4 separate regions of the Homo sapiens genome follow, and regions 1, 3 and 4 are each linked to region 2. Evidence: chromatin loops called from intact Hi-C (ENCODE). Cell type or tissue: mammary epithelial cell. All regions are shown on one strand.

Region 1 (5,000 bases), 160 kb before region 2:
AGACACCTGGGAATCAAAGGCAGGTAACGGTTACCTGGGCCTCAGTGCGTGCTCTACCACCTGTCCAACTCAGGGCTGTGCATCAGCTCTTTCTACCTTCCAGCATTCTTTTTCCTTCCTTTCACACTTCACACATTTTTGTCTTTTTCTTATGCCTGGTCCTGTTTTTCATCATATGCCTCTGTTTTCTTATGTTGAATGTGGTGAAACATGGTTATTTGACAAAAAAAAAAAAAAAAAAGATAGAATTCTAACTCAAATACTTGGAAGGAGCTGCCCTTGAAATTTCTTTCTTCCAGTAAGAAGGTCAACTCAGATTCCAGCAGAAATGTCAAGTTGTCTGTGATTTAAAAACTCATTTAAAGAAAGTAGGCCAGGAGAATAGTGTTTTGCTGCAAACTTCTGCAAAACTAATTTGTTTTCCCCTCTGGGCCTGCCAAAGATTTACTGTTTCCCACGCTACAGCAATTTTGGTTCCAACCTTTTTCTGAGGTTTTGATTATTGAAAACTGTCACTACTATGTGTTTGTGGTTTACTTGTCTGCAGCCACATCCTAGAGAAGTCACAGTAAAGCAGCTCTTTTGCTCAAGTCCAGGGAGAGAAACCAAGACAATTCCCTTGGCTGGAGATGGTGGTGGGGGTAGATGAGGCTAGCAGTTACTGGAGGAGGACAGCATTTTAGGATTCGTTCTACTGGAACAGGATCCTTGTTGAAACACTTCTTCTCACCCATCCAGCCATATCATTTGAAGAAGAGAGTTAACTTGAAACTCACTTTACCTGTAGAAAGAAGAGACTTGATTAGATTTCTCAAAGACTCTTCAGCTCCATAGCTCTGTGAAGCGTTAGCTACTGACTGATCCTGAATGGCACAGCCTGGATTTCTGGTGTCAAAGTAATTTTAAACATGGTTACAAACCTTCCCATAATTCCCGTAAGCCTGACCCTGAGAGAATGTGAGCATGGTGGGGCCCTTTCATTTGAGGGGAGGCTGCACGTCAGCTCCTGACTTTGAGTCAAAGTGACTTTTAGAGTCAACCAGCAGAAACTGTTTACCTGAAATAGTTGAGTATCAGAAAGAAGACTGTGAGAACACAATGCCTGACAGTACCTGGCAGGGCTCCTTCCCCTGGGATCTTTTTATAAACTCTGGAAAAACAATATATTGGGAATAGGCTTGGCTGTGCGTGACAGAAAGCCTGGACACATAAAAAAGGTAGTCCAGGGTGGTGGGCGGCTTCACGAAGCCACCAAGGACTCAGGTTCCCCTCTTACTGCCCTATTGCATTCAGTGAGTGGTCTGTACCTTGTAGTTCATGGTAGTGGCCACAATCCAGCCACCACATCCACACTGAGCAGCAGGAAGGAAGATTAGTGGAGACCTCCCAGGGGGATCACATGACACTTCCACTTACATCTCATTGATCCACATTTTGTCACATGGCCACTCCTTGTTGCAAGGGATATGATGGGAAATGTCTGTGTATAGAGGGCCATGTGCCCAGGTAAGATTCGGGGGTTCTATTATTGGGAAAGCAGGGAGGACAGATATTGGGAGAAGAAACTAGCAGCATCTGTCATAGAAGGTGTATTTTCAAAGAGCAAGGGCTTTGGAATCACCAGTGCTGGGTTTAAATTTCAACATCTGCTTACTAGCTGTAAGATCTCGGCCAGGCCTTTTAACCCCTTTAAACTCTTATAATACATCCTCTGTAAAATCAGCATGATACTCAGTTTGTGGGGATAAAATGCAAGAATGAATGTTCAATATTTGGCACAATAGCTATTGTTATACACTAGTCCCTAAAACACCAGCTTTGACTTCATTTACTTATCCTGATATATGGTATTGGTTAGCTACAGTGTATTTAAATTCCTACTTCTTTCATGTTCTAATGGTGCACTAATGAGTCTGGCTTGGACCAGTATAGTTGGGGATGTGATAAGCTAATGCGTGTCCAAGGAGGACACAGCAGCTTGGTGGATGTTTATGTGACCTTCATCTGGCAAACCTGACAGTATGGTTAGGGGTAAAGTCACAGGAACTATTTGTGCTTCAGAAACTCGTGAAGAATAGTATTGTGTAGAAACAGAGTTTAAGGGAGAAAGCTCCAGGCTAGATACATAGCTAAGGGGAATATCTCAGGTCACCAGAAGGGGGAGCTCAGACTGTAACTCTGAGTCCTTGGACTCAGGGTTCCCCACTCACGAGGGAGGGTTTCTGGAGTGCGAGGGTCGGTTCCTCAATGCCGCAATGCCGCCCTGGATTTACTGCAAGTCATTCCCAGAGATATCTGTGCAAGGAGCAGGGAACAACTCAAGGTAAAAGTGGCTGGGAATTTTTCCCCTGGATTCATTCACAACTCCTGCCGTGGGCAGGCTTTTAGTCATAAGTATTCCCCGGTATGTTCTAGTGTGTGGGCCATGAGGGCTGTGAGCAAGACCAGGGCTCTGCCCCAAGGTTGTCACCATCCTTGCGGAGCCAGAAGAGTCAGGCATGGCAGCTGGCACGACTGCTCCCACTTCCGGCCCTGCCGATGGCCGGGTGGGGCATTGACTTGCTGTGTCGGATGGAATGTGAGCAGACAAGAGTGAGTTAGTTCCCAGTGTGGCCTCGTGTGTGCTTTTGGCCGCATCGTTTCCAGTTTCGCCATCCCCAAAGAGGATCATCTCCCAGGAAGCTTACTGGTCCAAGGAGGATGAGACACCCATGGAGCAGACTTGGACCCCATCTGCCGCTCAGAGCCAGGCCTAACCCTGCCAAGTTTAGGTTAACCAACTTCCATCTTGCCCACAGACTTGTGAGCAAGAGTGAACGACCGTTGTTTCACACCATTCAGTTCTGGGGTCGTTGGTTTGTTAAGCAGCATCGTTGTGGCCGTGGTTAGCAGACACAGGGAACACTTGTGATAGTGTGAGAAGGTCATCAGGGAGACGAGGAGGGCATCTGACACTCCAGTCTTTGGGGGGCATGGGGGAGGACTGCTTCATAAACTTGTACAAGCTATTTCTGTTTTGGATTTCTTGTTGCTTTTCTCCCTGGGATGCTGTAGACCAGAGTGTTAGCAGGACACCAAATCTCTTGGCGCATGTCAGAGTTGTATGTAAAACAGGAGTTAATCCGTAGGGGATATAGGGAAAACTCTCTGACAAGTGAAATATGAGGACTCTTGGGCTTTGAGTGATCCATTAACTCACTCATTCATTCATTCAAAAAATGAGAGTTAGGGACAGAACTGTGAATAAGATAAAGCAGGGTTCTGTCAACCAAAAAGTATCTGACAGTCTTAATAATTTAGAAGCTTATTTTGCCAAGATTAAGGACAATGCCCAGGAGAAAAAACATGGAATCACAGAAAAAGCAGTCTGTGGTCTGTGCCTTTCTCCAAAGATGATTTTGAGGGCTTCAATATGTAAAGTTTTTCCCCTATTGAAAAGCAGGCTGGAGGGCAGAGAGGGAGGGTGCAGTCATTACTGAATCCATGTGTTGCAAGGGAAAAGAAATAGGTAGGGAATAGTCAATTATATTCCTCTTATACTCAGTAAATCTGCTCTTCACATATGATAAGGTAAACATAGAGTGGCTACCTGTGGAGAATTTTTAAAATCTTTTATCTGTACGCTCTCTGCTTAGGAACAAAAGGAAAGGCAGCTTCTTGCAGGACTCAGACTTCAGCTTATTTTTTTCCTTTTGGCAGAGTGAATTGGGGGTCCCAAGTTTTTATTTTCCTTTCACAGTCCTTCCATCAGTGGAGCCTGAATTCTGGAGAGGGGAGACAAGGCTGATGATGAATGCCACAGAGAATGACAGGGAAGGGAAGGAAAACATGGAGTATTGGGATTAAAGGTGGTGCAATTTTAGATAGGGAGGTGAGGGAGACCTCACGAAGAAAGTGAAGTCCGAGCAGAAAGGGCACTGGCAGTGGCCTTAGCTGAGGAAGCAGCATCTCTGGCCAAGGCGCAGGAATGGCTAAGGGAGGTCTCTGCAGAGACAGCAGCTTATGGGGCAGAGCCCCTCTGCCAAGCACGCCTCTAGGTGCTACAAGGATTCGACTTTAGATATGTTCAGTGAATATAGCTGCAGAGAAACAAATCCAAAAATTTTGAGTTTTGTTCTTAAACAGAGTAGGCCAAAAGGTTCCCATTATCCAGTGAAGCTTCCAGACCCTGCCCCTACCCCGTCTTCAAGGGATTCTCTCTGCAGGGTTCTTGGTTCCTGGTGACACCTCTGTTTCCTCCCCTAGGCCACGTGCTGCTGGGTCTCAGTCCTCCACTTCCCGTGTCCTCTGGAAGTTGTCAGGAGCAATGTTGCGCTTGTACGTGTTGGTAATGGGAGTTTCTGCCTTCACCCTTCAGCCTGCGGCACACACAGGTTAGAAGTAAACCTTTCAGATGCAAAAAGGCTTGCCTGTAGCTTCGCTGGGGAAAGATGTTATCTAGAGAAGTTTCCTTGTCAGAAAGCAAAGTGTGGGCCGAGCTCGGTGGCTGCCGGCTGTAATGTTAGTACTTGAGAGCCCTAGGCGGGTGGATTGCTTGAGCCCAGGAGTTTGAGACCAGTTTGGGCAACATAGAGAGACCCACGTCTCTACAAAAAAAAAAAAAAAAAAAGTAGTTGGGCGTGGTGGTGCGTGCCTGTAGACCTGGCTACTTGGGAGGCTGAGGTGAGAGGAGTGCTTGAACCCAGGGAGGTTGAGGCTGCAGTGAGTGGAGATTGCATCACTCCACTCCAGCAGGGCAACAGAGTGAGACCCTGTCTCAAAAAAATAAAAAAGGAAAAATTAAAAAAAAGAAAAAAGAAAAGAAAAGGAAAGAATGGTGCGAATGTGCTTGTCAAAGAGCAAACTGAAGAAGTGACGTGTTTGCCCTTAACAAAGTTGCCTTTGGAGTTTAACCATACGACGTGCCAGAACTAAACTTTTACCATCTAAACTCAGCTCAGATTTACTTTTAATGATGAGAAATCAGCCAGTGAAAACTATGGCCATAGTTTTTAATCTTT
Region 2 (5,000 bases):
ATTTTCTTATATGCTTACACTGACTGATACTCAGCTGAAAACTTGGGGGAGACTCTCAGTTATCCCAAGACTCTTTCTGCGTGTCGTTATGCAGCTCTAAGTACTTGGGTACTCTGCCCTGCAAACTTTTCTACCCAGGTTCTCAGCTCCATCTCCTCAACTCACTGGGCTTTGCCTGTGTTTTTTCTCGGCAATGTCATGGCCTAGCTGTAATTTTGGACACCTCCTTTCTTCTCCGTCTTTCTGGGATTTCTCTCCTTTGTTTTCTGATGTTCAATGTCTTGAATACTGTTGTTTCATATATTTTGTCCATTTTTTAGTTGTTCATGTGGGAAGGTAAATCCAGTTTCTATTACTCCATCTTGTACTGAAAGGCATGTCTCTCCTCCTACATTGTCCCCACTTTTTAGATGAGTGAAAAGGGGGTGAAGGATGTTAAATAACTTGCCAGGGGTACAGCACACAGGCAGTAAGTGATGCAGCTGGACTTGAATATGCTTCTCAGACTCCCCAGATAATGATCTTATCACAAGGCTGTAAAGCTTTTATATGTAATGTGAATTGATGTATTTAATAATCAATGTGTTTCTTCGTAGATATTAAATCAAGACACACTGGCAGATTTTTATGTAAATTGCTTCCACCCTTCTTCCTTTTAAAGATAAATGCAAGGAACGTGAAGAAAAAATAATTTTAGTGTCATCTGCAAATGAAATTGATGTTCGTCCCTGTCCTCTTAACCCAAATGAACACAAAGGCACTATAACTTGGTATAAAGATGACAGCAAGACACCTGTATCTACAGAACAAGCCTCCAGGATTCATCAACACAAAGAGAAACTTTGGTTTGTTCCTGCTAAGGTGGAGGATTCAGGACATTACTATTGCGTGGTAAGGTAAGAGAGGAATTAGTATGTTACAAACATGTTCTAGTTTCCTGCAGTTGTTAAGGACAGAAATACTTTTAATAATGCTTAACTTACCTATTTTATTTTATTTTAGAAATTCATCTTACTGCCTCAGAATTAAAATAAGTGCAAAATTTGTGGAGAATGAGCCTAACTTATGTTATAATGCACAAGCCATATTTAAGCAGAAACTACCCGTTGCAGGAGACGGAGGACTTGTGTGCCCTTATATGGAGTTTTTTAAAAATGAAAATAATGAGTTACCTAAATTACAGTGGTATAAGGTAATTTTATTTTAAATATGACATTTCACTTTTCCAGAAAATAAAATAGTTCCCTGGACAATAGAATGTATCTGCAAAGTACCTTTTTATTTTGTATATTGTTTTCTCTTTAATGGTGAAACTTGATAGGGAACCTAAAAAGAATTGTAAGACTGCATTCACTTAATTTGAAGCTTAACTAGAAATTTGTTTGCTGTTGTTTTTATTTAATTTAATAAGATGTAATTGAGAAAAGTACTAGAAATAGATGTTTAAAGAGAAGGCTGATTATAAGCTTAAGGTATTGAAGATGTAACTATTTATTACAAAACATACTATGTGTGTTTTATTGAAGATATGGTCTTCAAATAACCTGCTAGTTTCCATAACTGTCTGAAAAGTGGGTTGACTAGCTTTCCATGGAACACCCCATGTTTTGGTAACTTTAATCTACCTAGTCTGATGGAACTTAAATGGGGAATCATCTTGTAGAGCTTAAGACGTACTAAATACGTAATATCAATGAAGTGCAGTATTGTTAAGAAACTATATAGTGTTAACATTTTTTTCAAACATGTTTTTCTTGCAAAATAAATTGGCCTTCACTTCATAGTACAAGTCTCATAGACTTGAAAACTTAATGTCATAGGAATATAGTTAACTGTTTCCAAAAAGCCAGTATTAAAACTTACTATATGTAAGGAACTTTTCCAGTCACTTTCTAAAAATATAACATTTGCTAAGGTGAAAAAAATGGAGCTCCTTTGGCGGTAGATTGGGGAAAGTTATTGGTTATTGGTTTTCAATGCTTCTCTCTCCCTTTATCTAGGATTGCAAACCTCTACTTCTTGACAATATACACTTTAGTGGAGTCAAAGATAGGCTCATCGTGATGAATGTGGCTGAAAAGCATAGAGGGAACTATACTTGTCATGCATCCTACACATACTTGGGCAAGCAATATCCTATTACCCGGGTAATAGAATTTATTACTCTAGGTGAGTCATAGCTCCAGCCCTAAAAGGTTTAGATCTGGGAAGGTCCAGAGACTGTGATTCTAATACTACTTTCATTATCCATGAAGAAACCAAATCCAAGACGACCTCAATGATACCACAAAAGTCACATGGCTTTAGTTTTGTTTTTTTGTTACTAAATACTATGTAATGTTTTTCCATTCCTGCTTCAGATGTAGTTCTAATTAAATAGAGACATTATGAGCTGTGTTTTCCAACTGATTTAAGAGGGTTGTTCTTTGGCATGGCTAAAAATGGTTCTTACTGAAAGCTCTGGGGCTCCCTCTGGCTGGTATATGGGAATGTTCTGAGAGCCTGCACCTGGGGAATCTCAGTGAGTGTCAGTGTCTAGCAGCAAGCATCGGTGTGGACACTAATGAGCTTTGGAATAAGTCACATTTCCAGAATCTACCTCCTGTTCATTCTGTGTTAGGTGTTAACCTCTCTAACCCTGTTTCCTCTTCTGTAACAAGATGATGCAATCTCCCAAGGTTATTGGGAAGATTAGAGATATGGGGTACACGAAACTTGTGTACCTGGTGCAAAGAAATGCTTGGTGCAAAACAGCTATGCAATTAATAGGTGTAGGATGATTGTTCTTGTTAATTTTCTTGTGTCTTTCAATTCTGCGTTAACCATGTTTCATATTGAAAACTATATCACAGCAAAATGAAACAAAATGCACAAATTGCCAGGGGATAGTCAGAATGCTCAAACTTTTTGTAAATATTGAGATTTTGTAAGATTTATGTAATAAAATAAGAGTTATTCCAATCAGAACTTTTTTGCAGGTTATAGGGGTGACTATTAGTAGTTATGCTGGGACAACAGGTATAAATTGGGACTATCCCAAGCAAACTCAGAATATGATCACCCTATAAATAGCTTCACTTTTCCAGTTATATAATACTTTATTTTCCTAAAAATATTTTTATTAAATAAAAGTTAATTCCTTGCCATGGTCCCACAGGCATCAGTGAATCCCAATTTTCAATGGTCTTTGTATCAAACCATGTTCTTGAGTTTTTAGCAGCCTGTCATTGGGTAGCTCTGGTCTGTCTTTCCTGAAACATAGTAACCTAACCAGCAAGTAGAACTTGAGAGAGAACTGGGCACTGGGGACTATTTAAGCTAGGTTAAGTGTTTTTTTTTTTTTTTTTTTTTTTGAGATGGAGTCTCGCTCTGTCACCCAGGCTGGAGTGCAGTGGTGCGATCTCCGCTCACTGCAAGCTCTGCCTCCCGGGTTCATGCCATTCTTCTGCCTCAGCCTCCCGAGTAGCTGGAACTACAGGCGCCCGCCACCACGCCCGGCTAATTTTTTTGTATTTTTAGTAGAGATGGGGTTTCACCGTGTTAGCCAGGATGGTCTCGATCTCCTGACCTCGTGATCCGCCCACCTCTGCCTCCTTAAGTGCTGGGATTACAGGTGTGAGCCACCGCGCCCGGCCAGGTTAAGTGTGTTTTTGATATTCTCTGTTTCCTTTTCTGATCCCATTTGTAGAAACAATATACTCTACTCGGAGTGAGGTAATATTTTGTTTTCTTTCCAAGGCCCACACCAATGATGCCTAGCACTTTTTGTTCACTCAAGGATTCAAAAATATTTATTGAGCATTTACTATGTTTCAGGAACTGTAATAGGTATACATTAGGGAAAAAAACAGAGAATATCCTACCTTCATGGTGTTCACTTTTTTTTTGATTGGGGGAATACCGAGTGCTCAATTTTATAGTTTCTCATAGTTTCTTCATGGCCACAGATAAACCCCTGAAACCAATCTTTTCATAAATAAGTCAGATTAATTTCTGGGGCTTCTTGATACTTTTTTGCCTATTTTAATAAATTACAGCATTATTCCATAACCCTGTAGTTCTCACTATTGGGTCATTAACACAGTCATTAAATGCAAGCAGGTCTAGTATTGACTAGCCCTTCTGGCCAATAACACCCAATTCAAGGAAGTGACTTTCCACTACTCTCGCCTTTGCTGACATGCTTTCACTTAAGAGAGGCATTTGTCTGGGGACCCAGGGTCCTGGTGATGTGTGTGTTTTTCAGTAGCACCCCACTCTATGAATTCGGAAGGTCTAGCTCTACCCCGGGATTCACAGTGTGCTGTGGCCTCTGCCTCAGCTTTCTTCCTTCACTTTCTGCCTCCTGTCTCCTGGCATATGTGCTTTGAACACTTGATGGAATATCTGGCCAGAAGTCATTTAGTATGTTTTGCTAAGTGTTGTCGTCACTTGAGATTCTGATCTATAAGAGACTGACAAACCTTATGGATGTTTTTCTTTCAGAGGAAAACAAACCCACAAGGCCTGTGATTGTGAGCCCAGCTAATGAGACAATGGAAGTAGACTTGGGTAAGTGGGCTTCAGTGAGGGTATGCTGGAATCGGTTTTTTTTTTTTAAAACATAAGAGTAAGATAAATTGTATCTTTACTATATATAATCTAAGCCATTTACTGTATAAATCTATCAATGGAGGGAAAGTGAGACAAATTATATCTTAATTTTTTGTATTTCTTGCCTCTATGGCAAACATCTTGCCATGTCTGATATCTCCAGCCCTACTTTTCTGTGAACACTTATTACCATGAAAACACCAACCAGACACCAAGGTCAAAAGGCCTAGGAACCAGCAATGCCATTGACTGGTACAGGATTGGATTTCTTTCTTTTTTTTTTTTTCACAGAGTTAAAATATTTAATGACAAAAATAGGGTTTGCTGTAAAAGTGAATCAATACAGTAGGTGTTACTTATCTCTGAATTAAACAAAAATTATATTTGACATCTTAAAGAACTTCTGA
Region 3 (5,000 bases), 74 kb after region 2:
TCCCTCTAACACATGCTTGTTTGGTATTGATCTGGGGCTGTGTAAAGTGGAAAATTCCTTCCTGGTTTCCTTGAAGAACAGAGGCTGTTCCAGATGAGGTCTGGAGTGAGCTACAGAGGGTGATGCTGGCTTTAGGAGTGGTGGCTGCTGGGTCTGAATGTTAGAGGCCACACATCTCCAGTAGTAATATTATTCTGGGAGATGGGAACTCTGTGTGTGGATGTCCCCTCCCATACACCCAGGAACTTCTGAGAAATGCTGCTGTTCACTAATACAATTCCACCCTCATCTCCCAGGCTGTCCCTGGAGAGGAGCTCTCCACTTGAGAAGGACCTCAGAGCCCTGGCTCTTGTCATCCAAATTCACCTTTCCTCTGGGGCTCTTATAGGAAAGGTGAGAGTTGACACTGCTCACCTGTGATCCTCTGGCATAACCACCTTGCAAAGATAACCCAAGAGAAATGGAAGCCTCAGGGATATACCACCAGATGAACTGACGGCAAGGTGGAGGTTTTCGCATTCCCATGGCAGGTTTCCTTATCAGCCCCCATCTCCCACCACATCAGAAAAGGAGTAAATAGATCTTTCCTGATTTCAGGCCCAGAACTAGGCTCAAGAAGAAAGAAGTGTACTCTCACGACTGGCTAAGACTTGCTGGACTGACACCTATGGCTGGAAGATGACTTGTTTTGCTCCATGTCTCCTCATTCCTACACCTATTTTCTGCTGCAGGATGAGGCTAGGGTTAGCATTCTAGACACCCAGTTGAGCTCAGGCGTAGAGAAGAGGAGGATGGGATAAGAACTGGGGCCATCCCCATGTCATGGTGGGTGAGAGCTGGGGCCATCCCCGTGGTCATGGAGGGTGAGAGCTGGGGGTTATCCCCATGGTCATGGAGGGTGAGGGCTGGTCGGGGGAGGCATCCCCAAGTCATGGTGGGTGAGAGCTCGGAGCATCCCCATGTCATGGTGGGTGAGATCTGGGGGTATCCCTGTGTCATGGTGGGTGAGGGCGGGTGGTCATCCACATGGTCATAGTGGGTGAGAGCTGGGGGTATCCCTACATCATGGTGGGTGAGAGCTGGGAGCATCCCCATGTCATGGTGGGCGAGATCTGGGGGGTATCCCCACGTCATGGTGGATGAGAGCTGGGGGAATCACCATGTCATGGTGGGTGAGATCTTGGGGGATCACCTGTCATGGTGGGTGAGAGCTGGGGGGATCACCTGTCATGGTGGGTGAGAGTTGGGATTCATCCCCATGTCATGGTGGGCTGAGCCCACATGGAAGCCTGTGCTTGGACAGCGTATGCCCTTTTCTCTGTTTTTCCACAATGAACAATTAAACTGTAAATGTTAAAAATATCAGTAATTTGTGAAATAAATTTTATTCTCATTTGAGCAACATAAATCACAATTTTGTTTGTTTACCATGCCTGTCAAAATCACAAACATTTTCTTATCAGTTTAAATAATGAAAACTGATTTCTGCTAAAATCATCTGACAATTAGCTTGTCAACATTCAAATATTTTTCACCTTAAATCCACTACCTTCGTGGTGTGGTCCACTGAAAAGTTGGGCAAAACCCAACCTGTGATTGAGGCTATAGAGAAACATGAGGGTCATGCACAATAGCTTTTTTTCCCCACACTTAGTAGATGGACTGTTTCTCAGTCTGACAGCCACCAAAGCTTTATGTCCTGATGAATATTTTCGTCCTCTCATCCTCTCTGATGGCCTCATTTCTCCAAATTTCTTCTTCTCCTCCTTTTTTTTTTTTTTTTTTTTTTTTTTTGAGACAGAGTTTCGCTTTTGTCACCGAGGCTGGGATTACAAGCATGAGCCACCGAGCCCGGTCAAGGCTTTCATATTTTTAAAACTTTGAAGTACAGTGAGAAACATAATTTAGTAAGCAACTCAGTATGCACACACGGAATGGAAAAAGCTCTGTTCTATGTTATTTGTTCTATTTTGTTCAAGTCTAGCTCAATTTTTCAAAATGCTGGTCACAGCTCGCCAACTTGTTTTAATAACCAACTTATGCCTTTCCACTGCAATCTGGAGAGCTCAGCCTCTCAGGCTGCTGGTCCCCCTGTCAATCACGATACTTTGGCTACTTTGCTTTCTTCAATCAACAAGGCTTTATCAAGAACTTATGGCTCTTTTAATTATCTGACTTCCTGGTCAATCAGCTTTGTTTGTGGTTTTAAATGACCACAGGATAGTAGAAGTGAACATAATTTCCTGCCTGTGTAAAAGGATGACATCAAGAGGAAAAGAAAGCAGCTCACTGGGTGAAGGACCTTGAGAAAGAGATGAACATTTCCTCTCTTGAGACACAGGACAAACAAGGTCACGCCTGAGCTCGGCAAACAAGGACTTCGGTGCCTGCCTACGGCGCCATTGCGCCCTCTAGTGGCTGCTGAGGAACCGCTGTCCAGCCCGAAGCTCACAGAGCCCCGTTCAGGCTGCCGCAACCTACCTAGGCGGCCAGAATGGAGACTTACAGGTGGGCGGGCATCCCGGGGTGCACACATTACCTTCTCGGGGCTCTCCAACTTAAGGCCAAGGATATCTTTCTTCTTTTTCGGCTGCTGAGAAGGTGGAGATAGTGCCATTTTCGAATGTGTTCCTAACTCTTGGGCTTCTGAGACTGTCGCAGTCTGTCCAAGGGTGGTGAGTGGGGATCAGCAGGCCCTGTTTACTATGTGCTCGCAAGAGGGGACTGCGGTCATAGGGATTTCAGAGAGGTGGCCCTGGCGTCGGGCCCCTGGACTCCAGTCACAACTCAACCACTTGCTGAGGGAGTATGCTAGCTAAATCCCTCTTGCAAGTCAAAAACCCTGTGCCCCAGTTTCTTCCTCTGTAAAAAAGGGATAATACAATGTTGGTATCCTTATTGCCCACTACAAAAAGGGCCAGAGAATATGAACAGGACATTTACAAAGTAAGGATTAATTCGTACAAAAGCCCGGTGAACGGAAAATGTGTGTAACATCACAAATGATCTGATGCCGCCAGGTAGGGGGGCATTTACCATGTGCCAGACAGACCCTAAGCTAAGCTCTTTAAGTACATTATCTCATTAACAGTCAATTATCCTATATCCTCTCCATTTTAAAATGAAGAAAGTAAGTGTGTAAGAGATTAGATAACCCACCCAGGGGTAACACAGTTGTTAGACATGGCCCCAGGGAAGTGTATCACCGGCTGGGTATTTCACGATGTTACAGCATTCCTTTTAAATTGTTAGGCATGATAATGGTAGCATTGTTATGTTTCTAAAAGCATCTTATGTGTTAGAGGTGACATACTGAAACATTTGTGAATGAAATACTATGATGTCTCGGATTTACTTCAAAATAATCCAGTGCAGGGAGTGGTGGAGGACATGAGTTTGTGAAACAAGACTGCCCATGAGTGAAGTTCATTCATGAAAACATAGAGCAGTTAAAAAAATTTTTAAAAACAAAGAAACTCGCAACCCTCAGACACTTACGCAAGTCTGCTGTGAAATAAGACATCCTGGCTATTCTGAAGAGCCGGATGAAACTAAGGATGGAGATTTTTGTTTTGCTTTCAAAATATAAACAGCTTTTTCCTCCCTGATTATTTGCTCATTGGGTAAATTTATGAAAACAGGAAGTTATAAAAATATTCATTATCCTTTTGGTGTATATATGAATATTCACATAGATTTGATCTTGCAATACCAATCTTAGATTTATGAATTGCGTTAGTCAGGGTTTTCTAGAGAAACAGAATCAATATGACTTTTATATATATACAAAATTAAGAACTGTCTCCCATGATCATGGAGGCTGAGAAGGCCCACAATCCACTCTCTGTGGGCTGGAGACCCAGGAAGGCCAGTGAAATATTTCTTTAGTTGGAGTCCAACACCCTGAGAACCAGTGGCGCTGATGATATAAATCCCGGTCTGAAGGCAGAAGATGAGATGGTTCAGCTCAAGCAGTGAGTGAGGCAGATCTTGAAAAGGGGTGGAGAAGAATTCCTCCTTCTTCTGCTTTTTGTTCTATTCAGGCCTTGAAGGGATTTGGATGATGCCCACCTGCTCTGGGGAAGGCTCACTGTCTTACTGAGTCCATTGATTCCTGCGCTAATCTCCGCTGAAACACCCTTACAGACACGTCCATAAATAATGTTTAATCTGGGCATCCTTCAGCCCAGGCAAGTTGACATATAAGGTAAACCATCACATGGATGTTTAGGTTTGTTCTATTTGTTACTTTTACAAACAAAGTGCATTCATCTGATCATTTGCCTTAGATAAATTACTGGAAATAGAAGAATTTATCTTTTAAATAGATCTATTTATATCTGATCATTTGATGCATTCTTCCAAATTTCCCTCCAGAAAGCTTGTACCAGTTGTGACTCCCACCAATGCTGGCTGAAGATGTCAGAAAGCAAAACCTATTCTAAGGTGTCCCAGGCTCAAGCCTGAGTTCCTAGTTTGGTAATGACACTGGGGAATTTCTTGTTTTATATATTTTTTGTGCATTTCAAAAGAAATGATCAAGAAGCTGTGATGGGATGTTTTTGGTCTTGAAGGACCTAGTAATACACTTCTCTGTTTCAAGGTGTGGCTGTGCAATTCCCAGCCCCACTAGTCCCCTGTCTTGTATGTTTATCCATTGTACCTTCTCTGCTGCTGGTGATTCTCAGTAGGGCACGTTCTCAAGCAGGCCTCCCTAGGGGTGGATGGTGCCATTGCTTCCATCCAGTTGGATGGATCCTAAAAACTTAACAGGCCATAACACAGGGGTGGAGAAAGCTCAGAGCTCCAAACAAAAGGGGAGAACCATCTGGCCTTTCCCAGTACCTACTCTAGTAGAGCAGGTTAATTAAAAACAGAAGCAACCATAAGACCTGACTGGTGTTATCTCTTTTCCCAGCCCCAACCAAGGCAAAACAACAAAAAAAGCCCATACTGAGACTCAGGGTCTTTTGTGTTTATGATTCCCATGTGTGTGGTCC
Region 4 (5,000 bases), 280 kb after region 2:
TCTTTGTTTTCATCTTTCAGTGGGAGACACTAAACTCAAACCAGATATTCTGGATCCTGTCGAGGACACACTGGAAGTAGAACTTGGTAAGCTGGGCCTCATCGCCTTTGAATGACATCGTGCTGCTGGGAGCAGGTCTAAGTGTGATAGAAGGAAAACAGCATTGGGATTTCCAGTCAAACAGAATTGGGTGTGAATCTTAACTCAGCCATTGACTAGTTTTGTGACTTTGCACAGTTACTTCATCCTTTAAGCCTCAGTACTTAAATCCGCAAATAGCTATCATAAAACTGACCCTAAAAGATTATATTGCAGGCCGGGCATGGTGGCTTATGCCTGTAATCCCAGCACTTTGGGAGGCTGAGGTGGGTAGATCACTTGAGGTCAGGAGTTTGAGACCAGCCTGGCCAACATGGTGAAACCCCATCTCTACTAAAACTACAAAAATTAGCCGGGCGTGGGTGTGGGTGCCTGTAATCCCAGCTACTCAGGATGACAAGGCAGGAGAATCACCTGAACCTGGGAGGCGGAGGTTACAGTGAGCCGAGATCGAGCCATTGCACTCCATCCTGGGTGGCAGAGCAAGATTCCATCTCAAAGAAAAAAAAAAATTATACTGAGAAATAATGGGACAATGTATGTTAAGTGGCTGGAGCATGAAACCTGATCAATAGATTTTATTCTTCCTTAACTTCCCCAGGAACAGGTGGTTTCGTACATGTTGGTTAGGTCTATCAGTTATGACTACAAATTCGCCAACCTGAGTAACATTAACTCTTATGAATATGACATTTAATCTGGCATTTAAGAGAACTGTAGTAGAATTCTACAACCCCTGCCCAAACAATTTGTATTCCAAAGTAGTGTCTTCTTTGGGGTTGAGGAGAAATTGACTTCCCTGTGGGTCTCCTTTTATTTTGTCAACTTCAATAATATCTATGTCTTTCTACACAGACAAATAAGAATTGCTGTATTAAAAATAAAATGCTGTTTTTCTTTTAATAATATAAATTTTTTTATTATTATTATACTTTCTAAAATGCTACTAAAACATTTATTATTTTAGAAAGAAACATAAAAATACATGTTATGATATAAGATCACTAGATGGCAGGAGTGGTGTGTTCTGACTCTAGAAATAGCACTAACTATGTGCTCAACGTCACAGGAATGGAAGGAAGGAGGAAAGAAGGAGGAAAAAATTAGATTAATTCATATAGTCAAGTTACATATGTATTAGTGAATTATAAGGTATTACCAGTGGAAAAACGTTAAGGTGCAAAGATGAGTATTCAAATGGAGCTCCTAGTCATTTCATGGTTAAATATTAGATTTGAGGCAGAGCATATGTGAATATTCCTCATGGAAAAAAATGGGTAGAAAAAAGTTAGTCTCATAATATGCATGCCCATCCATAGTGAATTGTTCAGAAAAATTGCTTAATATCGAAATAATTTTTTTATTTAAACCACGTGCTACAATAACTTTATGATTTTTACTTAATAAACAAATATTGGATAGTAAAATTTTCTTTATGGACACACCTTGTACTTCAACAGTAGTGCAGAAGACCGGGCTGATCTCAGAAACTCCTCATTTTCTTAGTTTTCTTAGTGTCTCCCTCAATCCACATAAGGACCCTTAGTGATATAATCATGCTCATCTTCATTTTAAGAACATATAGTCATATGGTTGAGATAGAAGGATTGCCCATTAGAAAAAATGTACCTGGTTTTATGCATTTCTGAATGAGAGCTGTGTAGACGTTTCATTATTTCTGGCACACATATTCTACCTGCAAACCTGATTGCATCAGGAGACAGCTTCTGGCGACGTCTTCCTCCCAGATGTAGGACAAAGTATTCTCACCAGCTTCCTTCTTGTTTTCTCTGGCCTCTTCATTTTCAGGAAAGCCTTTAACTATTAGCTGCAAAGCACGATTTGGCTTTGAAAGGGTCTTTAACCCTGTCATAAAATGGTACATCAAAGATTCTGACCTAGAGTGGGAAGTCTCAGTACCTGAGGCGAAAAGGTAAGAAAAAAACTCACGGATTCTGTTCTCTGCAATTCAGAAGAGATACTTCTACCTTTAGAAATGCCTAAAGTATACAGTTGATGGTGTAGCCACCAGCACCGACTAGTGGTGAAAATAAAAGCACAAAAATGCAAAGTGCAAACGGCCGTTGAATGAAATATTTAAGTTGTTTTAAACCTCAATTTGTAGGAACAGTTTGACGTGGCTGCTCTCAAAGTCAAGCTATTGAGCAGACAGTTGTACTGACCCAGACTGCTTGGAGATAAGTAATATGTCCAAGAAATGGGAGGAAATGCTGCTTACCCTCACTCTGCTTTTCACCGGTGCCACCCGTTCAGAGAGTGTGGGGGTACAGGGATCCAGATGTGTGGGGTAATGAACAGTCTAGAAAACCTCCAGGGGAAATGGCATCATAATAATAAGTCTGACAAAAAATATGTGAAGTGAGGAATACCTGAAGCAACTTAACCCCGAAAAAGAGGCTCAGAGGAGGGCTCTCTGTCTTGAAATCCTTGGGAGCTATTACATTGTTTGAGAAATTTGACTTGGTTTGTTGCTCTCTGGAGCACAGAACCCGGATCAGTGGTTTGAATTTACTGGTGAGATATTTTGGCCAGTAGAAAACCCTAGATATTTGGAGCTATCCAATCACAAAAAAAGTTGATCTCCAGTCCCCAGAAGGATCAAAGGGCCTGGATCCAGTGATGTCCAATCAGATGTGTCTCCAAAGGATGCATTCCCTGATTTTTCGAAGATGTGACCCAGAGTAAGAGTCTATGCATTAAGTACCTTCTTCTGATACTTAACAGATATCAATAAGAAAATGCAATATCATTTTGAAAAGTATACATCATTACAAAAAAGTACAGAACAGATTTTGGTCACAACAATAAAATTTAGCAAGAATTTCTAAGATCAGGAAGGTCATTGGGGCCCATCTTAAGCTGATATTGCATTAGAGTTCACAGTAGGAGAGTGTAGTCAAGAGGGTATGTTTTGACATCACCCACCCTTGGGTTTAAACCCATTTTCTATCTGATGTCAACATGACCCTTAGCCCCGGTGAGCCTCCATCACCCATTGATAATCTATGGATAATAGCCTGCACTTTGCAAGCTCACTGGGAGGCGTGGTTACAGCAGAGGTGTTATGCCTATCACAATGTGTGACAGGTAGGAAGCACTCAGTGAATAGGAGCTGGCATCGTGGTCTCAGAGCAACACAGCCTAAAACATCATTCACATACACAAGATTTCTTAACACAAAGATGGATTGTAGATTGGTAACTTCAGAGAACTCAAATTGTGAATAAATGCCAAGACTCCCAACTTCCTGGGTGGAGCAGCGTGGCACAAGCCCAGGAATCAAGCTGCCCATTCCCTGCAGTGTGGTCTGGGGCTACTCACCCACCTTCTTTGCCTTGTCCTTGTCACTGGCCAAGGCCATTATGATCCTATTATACTCTAGGGTTCCTGGGAGGTGAGGAATGGAGGACATTAGAGTCCATATTTTGTGCACAGAAGAGGGACTGATACATAGTAAACCTTCAGTAGGAGTTGGTCATTTTAAATATTTTTCTTAAGGTATTGTTATTATCTATTCTCAAGGGGAATTCTTAAGAGTAAGGAAGGTCAGATGAGTCTCACAAATAAATAATGTCTTAGCGTGAATGCTTAGAAGAGTCAATAATTGAATCAAGAATGAGCCCTTTTTGACCATCTTACATTCTCGTGGTATCTTATACTATTGATCTCACAGTTCTCTAAAAGCCAAACTGTTGGCTGCTTATACGTGTTCCAAATGCTGCAAATGGGTGTCAATGTATGTTACTGAATGGAGTGGTATTTTTTCTCCTTTCTCAGTATTAAATCCACTTTAAAGGATGAAATCATTGAGCGTAATATCATCTTGGAAAAAGTCACTCAGCGTGATCTTCGCAGGAAGTTTGTTTGCTTTGTCCAGAACTCCATTGGAAACACAACCCAGTCCGTCCAACTGAAAGAAAAGAGAGGAGGTAAGCCCAGAAGGTTGCCCAGGAGGCATGAAACTGCTTTCACTTGAGAGGGGAGGAGTTTTCCTAAAGAATAGTAATAATGATGACAGCGATTACATTTTCTAGGTGACAGACATTGTTTTAAGCACTTTCCTGGTGTCAACCCATTTAATACCTTGACCAAAGCCACACAACTAGTAAACTGCATATTACTGGTTTAGAGCTAGTTCTCTTAAGTAATAGTCTGCGTTTGGGAGGCCATGTTGGAAAAGCAACTCATTCATGCACTCATTCATTCACGCATTCATTCTACAATAGCTATGGGGTATGCCCAGAATGGCAGGCATTGTGCTAAGACCTAGCCTCCTTTCCAATTTTTCTTTCCTGGCTTTCAAATCCAAAGGACATGATGGATTCATGTTCTGATGAGTGGAGAATGGAAGAGAGAAGGAGTAATCTTGTTCATTGTTCAAAATGGTGTGTGTATATCACGGATATATTAAAAAAAAAAAAGCTGGAGTAGAAATTCTAGGTAAGGAAAAGCGTTTAAATTTCTTTGAAAAGATGCCCAGAGATGAAATTGATATCATTCATTCCTTTAATTAATAGATAACTATAGTTATAAGCAGGTTTGAATGTTTCTGAGGCTTCAACAAGACAAAGTGTGTTCTGGCCTGTAGTAAACGCTCTGTGAAGGGGGTTTTCCCCCATGGGAGTATGCAGGAGATCCCTCGTGTCAGGTAAGCCAGATGGGACTCCTGGTCTCAGGAAATTTAGGCTGCAGTAGGAATGATAATACAGGAAAATAATTTACAATATGCAATGAGAGAGATGTAAATGGATTGTGTGGACGTTTACGAGGGGAAAAAATAAAAGGAATATGATAAGTTTCCCAGGCCACCCTGATCAGGAACTGCCCATTCCCCTGGGGTCTCTAGTGTTTATTGTAAGACAGGTCTCAAAATGTGATTT

Evidence for each region. A loop is a pair of places that touch in the nucleus more often than their neighbours do. Peaks named below come from ENCODE experiments on the same cell type or tissue, not always from the same donor. Only the 100,000 strongest peaks of a DNase experiment are listed, where the experiment ranks them.
Region 1: a loop joins it to region 2, with 9 times the contacts of the local background. A loop is called at or near these places in 5 of 110 quality-filtered maps.
Region 3: it touches region 2 in a loop (7-fold over the local background); 22 of 110 quality-filtered maps call a loop at or near these places.
Region 4: a loop joins it to region 2, with 8 times the contacts of the local background. A loop is called at or near these places in 3 of 110 quality-filtered maps.

The regions. Positions count from the first base shown.
Region 1 is chr2:102,004,270-102,009,269 of GRCh38, forward strand. It overlaps IL1R2 (interleukin 1 receptor type 2), which reads left to right. Exons shown (of 9, transcript NM_004633.4): 2 at 4,246-4,373. The coding sequence starts at 4,307. Among named protein-coding and RNA genes, the nearest start is that of IL1R2, 15 kb to the left of the region's middle. In mammary epithelial cell, a CTCF peak has its summit at 2,149 (motif pointing right); no DNase peak of the experiment used is centred here.
Region 2 is chr2:102,164,113-102,169,112 of GRCh38, forward strand. IL1R1 (interleukin 1 receptor type 1) reads left to right here. Exons shown (of 12, transcript NM_000877.4): 4 at 662-896; 5 at 1,003-1,192; 6 at 2,001-2,169; 7 at 4,486-4,551. Among named protein-coding and RNA genes, the nearest start is that of IL1R1-AS1, 15 kb to the right of the region's middle. In mammary epithelial cell, a CTCF peak has its summit at 2,474; DNase peaks (open chromatin) are centred at 2,269 and 2,429; H3K27ac peaks cover 313 bases.
Region 3 is chr2:102,238,595-102,243,594 of GRCh38, forward strand. IL1RL2 (interleukin 1 receptor like 2) reads left to right here. Exons shown (of 12, transcript NM_003854.4): 12 at 598-1,408. The coding sequence ends at 647. Among named protein-coding and RNA genes, the nearest start is that of IL1RL2, 54 kb to the left of the region's middle. RefSeq lists enhancers at 1-320, 2,175-2,469 and a silencer at 2,409-2,468. In mammary epithelial cell, a CTCF peak has its summit at 2,412 (motif pointing left); DNase peaks (open chromatin) are centred at 2,367 and 3,247; H3K27ac peaks cover 1,346 bases.
Region 4 is chr2:102,441,292-102,446,291 of GRCh38, forward strand. IL18RAP (interleukin 18 receptor accessory protein) reads left to right here. Exons shown (of 10, transcript NM_001393487.1): 5 at 21-86; 6 at 1,909-2,032; 7 at 3,898-4,049. Among named protein-coding and RNA genes, the nearest start is that of MIR4772, 12 kb to the left of the region's middle. In mammary epithelial cell, CTCF peaks have their summits at 1,115 (motif pointing right) and 2,136; no DNase peak of the experiment used is centred here.